Linked DNA regions of Homo sapiens: region 2 is linked to region 1. A link is a loop called in an ENCODE intact Hi-C map of the cell type or tissue named here. Cell type or tissue: heart right ventricle. All regions are shown on one strand. Links, peaks and the distances in the headings refer to the core of each region. The heading gives the core; the rest is flanking DNA. Region 1 overlaps SV2B (synaptic vesicle glycoprotein 2B). Region 2 has its middle 35 kb from the start of SV2B.

What was found. Peaks named below come from ENCODE experiments on the same cell type or tissue, not always from the same donor. Only the 100,000 strongest peaks of a DNase experiment are listed, where the experiment ranks them.
Region 2: a loop joins it to region 1, with 3 times the contacts of the local background. A loop is called at or near these places in 14 of 110 quality-filtered maps.

Annotation. Positions count from the first base shown.
Region 1 is chr15:91,140,138-91,145,524 of GRCh38, reverse strand. All of the region lies in intron 1 of SV2B (synaptic vesicle glycoprotein 2B), which reads right to left. Among named protein-coding and RNA genes, the nearest start is that of SV2B, 43 kb to the right of the region's middle. In heart right ventricle, for the core only: a CTCF peak has its summit at 3,187; no DNase peak of the experiment used is centred there.
Region 2 is chr15:91,062,999-91,068,385 of GRCh38, reverse strand. No RefSeq gene overlaps it. Among named protein-coding and RNA genes, the nearest start is that of SV2B, 35 kb to the left of the region's middle. In heart right ventricle, for the core only: no CTCF peak of the experiment used is centred there; a DNase peak (open chromatin) is centred at 2,744.

The sequences.
Region 1 (5,387 bases), core at 117-5,116:
AACCCAGCAATCTCATTACTGGGTATATACCCAAAGGAATATAAAGCATTCTATTATAAAAACATATGCACATGTATGTTCATTGCAGCATTATTCACAATAGCAAAGACATGGAATCAACCTAAATGTCTATCAATGGTACACTGAATAAAGAAAATGTGGTACATGTACACCATGGAATACTATGCAGCCATAAAAAGAATGGGGTCATATCCTTTTCAGGAACATGGATAGAGCTGGAAACCTTATCCTTAGCAAACTAATGCAGGAATAGAAAACCAAATATTGCATATTCTCACTTATAAGTGAGAGCTAATTGATGAGAACACATGGACACATGGGTGAGGGGGAAAGCACACACTGGAGTCTATTGGAGGATGGAGGGTGGGAGGAGGCAGAGGATCAGGAACAATAACTAATGGGTACTAGGCTCAATAACCTGGGTGATGAAATAATCTGTACAACAACCCCCATGATACAAGTTTACCTGTATAACAGACCTGCGCATGTACCCCTGAACTTAAAATAAAAATTAAATTTAAAAAAAGAATTTGTCATGTCTTGCTATTCAAAGTGAATTGCTACATCTGCTAAAGCTCTAAGTGACTTCCATAAAAAAAAAAAAAAACAGTTCTCTTCATCACACCTTAAGGAAAACAGCAACCTTCTGTATGCACACATTAATTAACACGGCAGAAATAGATTGGAGTTAATTATAGAGCCCTCCTACTTAAAAATGAGGAATAGGCTGGCTGCCAAGGAAGGCTGAGTGCCATGGAATAAGGTAAGAGAAGTGGAGAAAGCATGGCGTCTCTATCCCGTGTCCTCTTCTGAGAGCTGTCCCGCTGTTGAAATGCAAATGGTTTGGTGGTCAATGCCTCTGAGCTGGCCACAAACTCAGCAAGTCTCTCAGCTTTGAACATGTGCTCTCTTTAAGTAAAGGTCTTTCACCACTAGAAAAGATGCACACATCAATTATTAAGAAAGTATTATAGCAGGAGGAAGGAAAAATTGCATGTCATTTTCCTGGCATTCAATATTTTTTCATTATTTATTACTAGTATCCATCTATTTGGGGAAGAATAAGCAAATGCTTTTTTAAAAAAAAATCATGAATGTTTCAACCCAAGAGCTGGAGAGATATTGGGCAGCATGTTACCCAAGGTCCAGAAAACATACATTTGTTACTAAATCCCTTGAGTTTTCTTTTTCTGCTTCAAGCACACCAAGGAGAAGTATATTTGAGAATGCTACATTCCTCAAACCACTCCAGTCCTGTGTTTAACCTTCTGGTTTTTTGTAAGTACATATATCAGCCAGGAGTCTCATCTTGATTCCTCTAGCTAGTTCCTGCAGGTGTATAAACATTATCTGGCTTCTTCAAAGTAAAATATGTGTGGCATCACCAACAAGTACTACTAGAGTAAATAACATTTTCCATTACAAAGAGAGTGTATAACCCAAAGATTTTAAAGGAGCTCAGTATTCTACCTTCTCCAAGAATGAAACAGAATCATGTTTGACCAGTTATCACCGCCTACATGAATAGAGTATTGTGTCTTAAAGGCTATAAGACTCTCCCTCCCATAATAGAAGACAGACTCTAAAGAATCCAGTGATGAAGGGCACTTTACCCATTTAGAAAAAAACAGTGCAGCTCACTGCCAGTGCTCATTTAATTTTGCATTAACATGCTCTTCGAGGCTGAAGCAAATCTGACCAATTTTCAATGTGAAAATAAAATATAAAAACTGTTCTTGGAGTTATTTCTAAACAGAACAAACATCAGAATCGTCTGAATCATCAGAATCATCTATTCCAGAAAAATCGGACTCATCAAATGGGTCTGCACCCAACAACAGTTCGAGAATGATGTTAACATCACACGTAAGAATGCTGCGTTTTCTGGGATTTGACACTTTCGGCGATCGAGAATTACTATATTTTGTAAATGGAAATAGCACTACTAAAAACAGAATGCTATCGATAGAATGATGTCTTTTGTTTGCAAAGTCAATACACTGGAGCAATGTGAAAATAACAATAAAAGTGAGATATTTCGTGACAAACTTATCTCAGGGTAAATGCTGCCGCCGCAAGCGCCACCAGCAGGTATTCTCGGGGCAAATGGGAAAAGGGTTAATGGCAACCTGTTTCAATGGTCCCCAGACCTGGGTGTGCATGACAATCAACTGGGGAACATATTTGAAAGGCTTCTGAGCCGTTCTAGACATACTGAATCGTCTCTAATAGGACCCAGGCATCTGTATTTTGAAAATGCCTTCCCCCAAGCGGTTCTTATGGACAGCCCTATGTGGGTACCTCCCATCCAAATCCAAATTCCCACAGCGACACCCCAACCAAGCCGTCCTCCAGTCTTTGCTTAATTAATACCTCCCATGAGAGTGGACCCACCCGGTCTGTCCCTGGACAGCACCAACACTTGGGAAACAGCCTCCCTGGAACTCCCAGCCACTGGCTGTGCTGTCACAGGTGAGTAAGAGGAGCCTCATTTACACTGAAGCAGCAGCAGATTCTGCTACCTGCACCTAAAAAACCGTTGAAAGAAAGATGCATGCAAAGATGCAAATTGCAAGCTGTAAAAATGTAAGAGTATATGCTAAACTTTATTTTTATAAAAAATGATTTTCTTGTTGAATTAAATTCAAATAAGTGTTGAACTAAACACAGTTTAGAATGGACCCTACTGTCCTCTATGGTAGAAGTATAAGTGATTAAGAATACAATGCAAAGAATATAGGTTTTTAAACCACACCTTGGTTGGATCCTGGACCTTCTATTTACTGTCTGAGTGGCCTTGGGCATATTATTTGACCCCTCTGATTTCCATTTCTTGGAAAGCTGGGATAAAACTAATAGAATAGGGCTGTTGTTATGATACAGGCATTCAATAAATGTTAGTTCCCTTCCTTCCCCTTCTGTTTGTTTTTCTTCTATGATCAATTTGTCATAGGATCTTATCATTTCTTAAATATCTCCTGATCTAGTCTTTCTCTCCATTGCTAACACACCACCTACATGAGCATTCCTGTATTTCCTCAGCATCTCATTACTTAAATATTTAGGCTTGGAGGGAGATAGGAAATAAATGATTACTTAAGAGCAAGCATTGCAACTTTTTTCAGGAAGTTGTTCTCTTTGTTCAGGAAAATATCTTGAAATGCCACTTGGGGCAGCAGACACCCAGACAGCATGAGTTAGCAAGTGAAAAGGTAGCAAAAGAGGTAATTAAATTGTTCCTCATTTGAAGTGAACTGGACAGAGTAAGCACAGAAGAGAGGAGACAGGGGAGGGATGAGAGAACAGCAAGGCTGTGGGCACGCAACAGGAACAGGGGTTGAGAATCAGCAGAAGTCAGAGTCAAGGGGGACTTTTGAAGATGCCTGTGAAATGCAAGAAATCTTGGACCTTTCCAGAGTGTAGAGTGGAGTGTGATCCCATCATATCCAGCTCTTAGGGTTCAGGGCCTCCAGCTAACATCTAGGCTGAAATGAGTTCCTGCAAAGCCGTGTATCTTACCTCTCTGCCTCCCTGCTCTCTTTGTGCCATTCCTCTGCTCAGGAGCTCTGAGGATCCTTGCTCTGAGGATCCACTGTGGGACCCTGTGTTCTCTACTGCCAATTCCCGTCCGACAGTGTCAGTCTTTTAAACATACACCCTTTCAGGTACAGCATCTAACTCTCTGAATGTAACTTTCTGTAATATCCATTAGCAGAAAAAGATGTTGCCAAAATGTGACCTCTGTCCAAAAAAAAAAACAAAACAAAACCCAAACTATTTGGCAACTCTATTGGCTTGAACCCTTAGGAAAAAAATAATAATATGAATGATTTATTAAGCATTCACTGTGTGCCAGGCAATAGGCTAAGCATTTTACTTATATTCTGTCATTTAATCTTCACAAGAGCCCTCTCAAGTAGATATTACCCTTACCACTCTTTAGACATTCAAAGCAAAGCTCGCTGGAATTTGGTAACTCGCTGAAAGTCTCACAGATGGTAAGTGGCAGAGCTGGCCCTCAAAGCGGAACCTCTCTCCACCCTTGACCAGGATACCTCAATGAACTCACTTATCACCTGGATTAGGAGCAGGTTAGAAAGCTAAACTACTAAGATGCTCCTGAAAACTCCAAGTCTTCCTGAAGAAGAGCAAGGCCCTGTTCTGCAAGACACCCTAGATGATGCCAGCAAAAATCTGGAAACACTCCACGCCCTTGCTAGAATAGCTCTAACTCAGCATCGGCAGTTCCCAACTCAAGCTGTACATCAGAAATCCCCTAAGAACCCTGCCAAAATTGGAGTTTCTCAGGCCTCAATGCAGACCTACCGAAGAAAATCCTGTGGGAATGGGGTGGAAGAAAGGGCTACTTTTTAAAAAATGGTCTCCAAAGAATGTAGCCAGTTCCAGAAGTGGGGTTTAAGAAACAGTGTGATCCTATGCCACTCTTAGCTATAAGTCCTGCCACCTGAGTGCTTGTAGCACTTCTGGCTTCCATCATGAAAATAGTTCTATTTTAAAAGAAGTTGGAGGAAGTGTGGAGAATCTTAGTGTTAACATATGTTCATCTGAGGCTGTGTGGTTTCTCTTTGCTGCCTGTGGCCATAAGAAAACAGAGAGTCTTCTATCTCGGTGTGTGTTTATCAACCCCCAGCAAGGCTCTAATCAACCAGGGGCTCATCCTATTGTCCTTAATACAGAGGTGATAAACAGCCACTGAGCCATGCCAGAAACTTCTTCAAGACAAACAGAAGCATGCCTTTGGTAGAAGGTGGTGTTTTAAGCCACAGAAGTATCTAGTACATGTCTCACACCCAGTCCTGGTTAGTCCAGGAAGCCTAGTGTGGAAAGAAAAACTGACTGTCAGACATGTTCTCCACTCTGTTGGAGGAGATCAAAGAGGAGAGCAATGGGCTACTCCTCAGGCCTCGGGTTAAATGGAAGCAGACCTAATGAATGAGCTAGTGCTAACTAGGGGCCAGTTTCAGCCAGAAGTGTGTGGGAAGTTCATTTGGAGGAACTCCACGAATTGGCACACAGGAGAGATATACACCTAATTAAAGCTTCCTTTGAGAAGGTGATATTTTTGTTCTCCTCCTCTGGGAGAAGCACTAGACTTTTGAGACAGAAAATGCTGAAAGGCATTTTTATTATTTTAAAATCCTTCTTAATGGATAATTGATGAATGACTTTTATTAGACTTTATTTATAGAATTACCTGGTACTGTTAAAATGTCAAGGCTTGAGAAAATGTAACTTTGTTCCTAGCTGCTATTACTTTGAAGAAAAATAATGAGCATTGTGATACTCACGGAATGTTTGTTAATAGCTGGATGGACAACAGCTCAGAAATGTTTGCCTACACCAGT
Region 2 (5,387 bases), core at 285-5,284, 77 kb after region 1:
ATAGGAAAGTTAAGAACACGGTAACGGAGGGAGATAAGGAAGAGAGAGGGGCGCCGCTGCGAAAAGTGGATGTGGGGGCCTGTAAAGTACTGGCAATGTTCTAGTTCTCCCAGGTGTTCGTTACACAACTACTCATTTTACTGACTTTTGTTTTGTTTTTTGGGGGACTGAATCTCGCTCTGTCACCCAGGCTGGAGTGCAGTGGCACGACCTCAGCTCACGGCAACCTCCACCTCCCAGGTTCAAGCGATTCTCATGTCTCAGGCTCCCAAGTAGCTGGGATTACAGGAATGTACCACCACACCTGGCTAATTTTTATATTTTCAGTAGAGATGGTGTTTCGCCATGTTGACCAGGCTGGTCTCAAACTCCTGGCTCAAGTAATCTAAGCGCCTCGGCCTCCCAAAGTGCTGAGATTACAGGCATGAGCCACAGTGCCTGGCCATTTTTCTGTTTTTCTTAAACGTGTAAATATAAGTTTATAGCTTATATTAAGATATAATACCACCTCTCTGAATATATTATATCACACAGCCACACACAAAACTATCTGAGTCATTGATGCATTCACGTGACTTATGTCAACAAAATAATACAGTAACTATAGATTAACAAAAACATATGCAAATGATATAGAAATATTCATTAAAACAATATTAGTTACAACTCGGCCTGGCACAGTAGTTCACGCCTGTAATCCAAGCACTTTGGGAGGCCGAGATGGGCAGATCACTTGACGTCAAAAGTTCAAGACTAGCCTGGTGAACATGGTGAAACCCTGTCTCTCAAAAAATACAAAATTAGCCAGGCGTGCTGGCATGCACCTGTAGCCCCAGCTACTCTGGAGGCTGAGGCATGAGAATTGAACCCAGGAGGTGGAGGTTGCAGTGAGCCAGGATAGTGCTACTGCACTCCAACCTGGGCAACAGAGTAAGACCCTGTCTCAATTAAATAAAATAATAAAATAAAACAACATTAGTTATAACTGAATGTTAGCTGAGACTGACCAACACAATCCTTTGATTGCAGAAAGTAGCTTCCAGCTGTGCCTCCACACCTTCAGCAGGATGAATCACTTTCCTCTGACCTGCTCTCTTTCATCATTTCCCTTGTCTTCATAAGTCTTTCTTAATACAATGAACCAAAAGTTGATCGGATTTATGCCTTGGGAGGAGGCTGACGTAGTCAGTGAGTCAGGGCACAAGCTCTGGGGAGAGATCTGGTACATTGACATCTCACCACTGTTAGCTATGTGATTTTGCTTCTGTGGCTTACTTTCCTATTCTGTAAAATAGGCATAAGAATAGTGCCTCACAGTGTGGTTGAGTTAATACACATACACCTGCATTGACTCCAGTGCCCACTGTGTGGGAAGTGCTCCCACAAATGTTGACAGTTCTTTTTCAAAATTGCAGTCACATCCAGTGGTCCCACCTCCTTCAAACTGTACCCTAATAACCTTAGTAATGAAGATGGTGTTATTGGTAACAACCTTTTACTCATTACCTGCGATGCACCAGCATTGTCCAAGGTGCTTTGGATATAATACCTCATTTACTTGTTTCAATAAATTCTCTACTGTCCACTTGATTGGAGTTTGGGGTGTCCTCTAACTCTTTGCTCAAATATTTACACACAAATAATCTTATGATTTATTCCACAGATAGCTAATCCCATCCAGCATGTACTTTCCTATTCCATTTTCTGACTACAACCTCATTCCCTTTATTTCCTAATTTACAGGTTGGGCGGCTACCTTAGTGCAAGCCCCCTTGAAATCGCTTAGGGAATAGAGAAGAAAACAAGCAAGAGAAAGAGAGTGTGTGTATCAGAATGAGCCTTCAGAAACAAATTAATTTTCTTGAAAAAGGTCCATTTTCCTAGAAGAGAGTGAAACTGCTTGTGCGTGGAGCCCCCAAGTTGTAAGCAAGCTAAGAATTTTGAAGATTAAAAATAGAAATCCTTGGCAACACCCTCATCAATCAAGCAATGAAGCCTCTCCGGCAAGTGCCATGACACTGAGCATCAGATTGAAATTTGTCCATTGAAGACGGCTTTGTCAGTTCCCCAGATTTAAGATCCAGACCCACAACTTCCCTCTGCACATTGTAGTTAAATGATCAAGGAAGAAAAGTAGCCTAAAGGCCCCTTCATGTGTTTTCTGTTTACTTGTCACAGATGCTGACCCATTCTCTAGATTTCCAGAGTTACCGACCCATAGGAGAGCTTGACTTTCACAGAATCTGCACCAGCTCAGAGCCCTACTTACAGATCAAGACACCTGGGAAAATGCTACTGAGTAAAAGAGCCACAGAGGGGCGAGCAGATAATAGGCACTGCAGTGTCCCGTGACAAGTCCTAATGGGCTAAATTGGAAGGCCTGGTCCCTGCTTTGAAGAAATATTGGGGAAGCCAATAAAATTAAAATAAAATGTAATTAACATAGCCTTTAAAAGCATTTCCCAGTACAGTCTTCTTCTGTCCTTCCCCAGGACTCTTGGAAGCAGATACTATTTTTCCTATTTTACAAAAGAGGTCCCCGAGGCTCTGTCCAGGGTGACAGGGCAGTTACTGTGGCAGCTGGGGTCTGAGTCAGACTGAATGTCTCTGAAACTTCCCCTGTTACTGCAGTGTGCTCCAGTGCATTCTGTACACAGAGTGCATTCCAGCTATCTGCCAGGTATTGTGCTAGGTGCTGGGAGAAAGTAGAGACAGGACAGAGTCCCCGAGAGCACAGTCCTCTGATAGATACTGACAAATACACAAGCACATCAAGTCCTGGGCAGTGACTGCCACATCTTGGCACAGAGAAGAGGCACCTCCACCATGGGGCCTGAGAGATAACCAGGAATTGGTCAGACAAAGGAGAATGTTCCATGAAGCCCTTGTTCCCGGGACCCACCTTGAGCAATCTTCAATTTGTCAGCCAAAACCACAGTGTTCTTCCACTCTTTAGGGCTCACGGAATTCATGTACTTCACATTTTTATACTGTCAGGCAAATATTTTTAAAAGAACCATCTACTCTAGAAAAAAAATGGATATATAATACACACATATTTTGTATACGTATTTTGTATACATACATGGATACATATTTTGTATACATATTTTGTATATATACATGTATCCATGTATGTATGTATGTATGTATTACATTGGCACAAAAGTAATTGCAGTTCTTGCCATTAAAAGTAATGGCAAAAAACGCAATTACTTTTGCATCAGTCTAATATATATATACACACAAACACACACAGAGATAGATTTAGATAATTACATACAGGACAAAAATTCATTAAATTCATTGAGCATCATTTTTCCTTGTATAATGTTACCTAATCAGCCAGTTGTTTCAGTTATTCATTTATTCAATTATTTGTTTAAGAGACACTTTAAAAGTACTTACTGGGTCTAGATATGCCTCACATAGTGTTAGTCACTGACACAAGGCCCCTACCCTCATGGCACTCACATTCTACTGGGGGAGGCAGACACAAGTAAATCTAAATAAATGAGATATTTGCAGACTGAAATAAGTCTTACAAAGTAAATACAGTAATGAAAAAGAGGGAGACAGGAGAGGTCACTTTAGATAGGAACATCAGAGCAGTCTGTTCTGAGGAAGGGATATCTGAGCTGAGGCCTGGCAATTTCAAGAGCTGGGAATAGCATTCCAAGTGAGCGGACGTGAAAAACAAAGGCCTAGAGGCAGTAAGAGCTTGTGGTGTCTGACCTGGTTCTCAACCTTGGCTGTCCATTACATTAACCTGCCACCCTCCTGGCACATCAATATGTATCACCAACCAGGGAAGCTCACCTGAGCCCTGGTGTCCAGAGTTTTTACTGGAGTTTCATTGTGTAGGCATGACTGACTGAATCATTGACCACAAAATTGAACTCAACTTCCAGTTCCCTTCCCCTCTCCATCGTTCAGTTTGATATCACCCAGCTCAAAGCCCCAGTCCTCTAATCACATAGTTGGTCGTTCTGTCATGGTAGGCCTCTGTCCTGAGTCATCTCGTTAGCGGAAACTCAGATGTGATCCGAGGGGCCCACCATGAATGGTAAAGACACTCCTATCACTTGGGAAATCCCAACAGTGTAGTGATTCCCTCCCAAGAACTAGAGACAAGGACAATTCTTCAAGGCTAGTGACTGAGCTGGAGGAGGGCAGGCTTGATGAAGGTTGAGGCTATAATCAGGAGTGTGGTTTTGGATGTGTGAAGTTTGGATCACCTCTTAGACAGCCAAGTGGAGATGTCAAGTAGACAGTTGGGTGGACCTGACTGGCCTCTCGGGGGAGGTCTGGGCTGCTGATACAAATCTGAGAACCATCAGCAAGTTAACGGCATTCAAAACCAGCAGACAGGATGAGATCCCTTAGCAAGCTGACAGTAAAAGAGAAAATAAATGATCCAGGCCTAAGCCCCAAAGCAAACCATCATTTGGAATTATTATGACCTACAACTCTGATTTTCCTGCTCTTTCATCTTTATCTGCTCAGGCAGCAAAAAATGAAAGGTTGTCCCAGTTGAGGTAAGTCCCATCTTTTAATATGCATAAACCTCCTCAAAAATCATGTTTTTGAACATGAAGCAAAGCCAGGAGCTTCCCACAGTGGATAACAGATTCAATCCGGGGAGGACACATACTGTTTATTATCTTCTAACACAGACAGTAATATAGAACAAGAAAAAGGCAGAAAGCCAGAACATTTGAAATAACACTCGGGTTATACAAAGACATATTCTTTTCACCAATGTAAAACTATAAAAGGATAAAAATGATGTATTTTTCATTTCAACAGCAGTTTCCCCTTATTTATAATGTTCAGTTTCCCTACAGTAAATGTAGCACAAATGATATTGTTTGAATTTTTTAAAAAAAAGAAAAGAAAAGCTTTAGACATGGTAGCCCCAGCTACTCAGGGGGCTGAGATGGGAAAATCACTTGAGGCCAGGAATTCAAGTCCATGCTGGGCAACACAGGGAGACCTCATCTCTAAAAATAAAAAAGAACTTGTTCATTCCTTATTGCAAACAAAATTTACTTATTCAGCTTCTTTTTTTTTTCTTTCTTTTTTTTTTTGGTGGGGGGATGGAGTCTTGCTCTGTCACCCAGGCTGGAGGGTAGTGGCACCATCTTGGCTCACTGCAACCTCCACCTCCGGGGCTCAAGTGATTCTCCTGCCTCTGCCTTCTGACTAGCTGGTATTATAGGCACGCACCACCATGCCCAACTAATTTTTGTATTTTTCGTAGAGACGGGCTTTCGCCATGTTGGCCAGGCTGATCTCAAACTCCTGACCTCAAGTGATCCACCCACCTCAGCCTCCCAAAATGCTGGAATTACAGACATGAGCCACCGTGCCCAGCCTACTCGTTC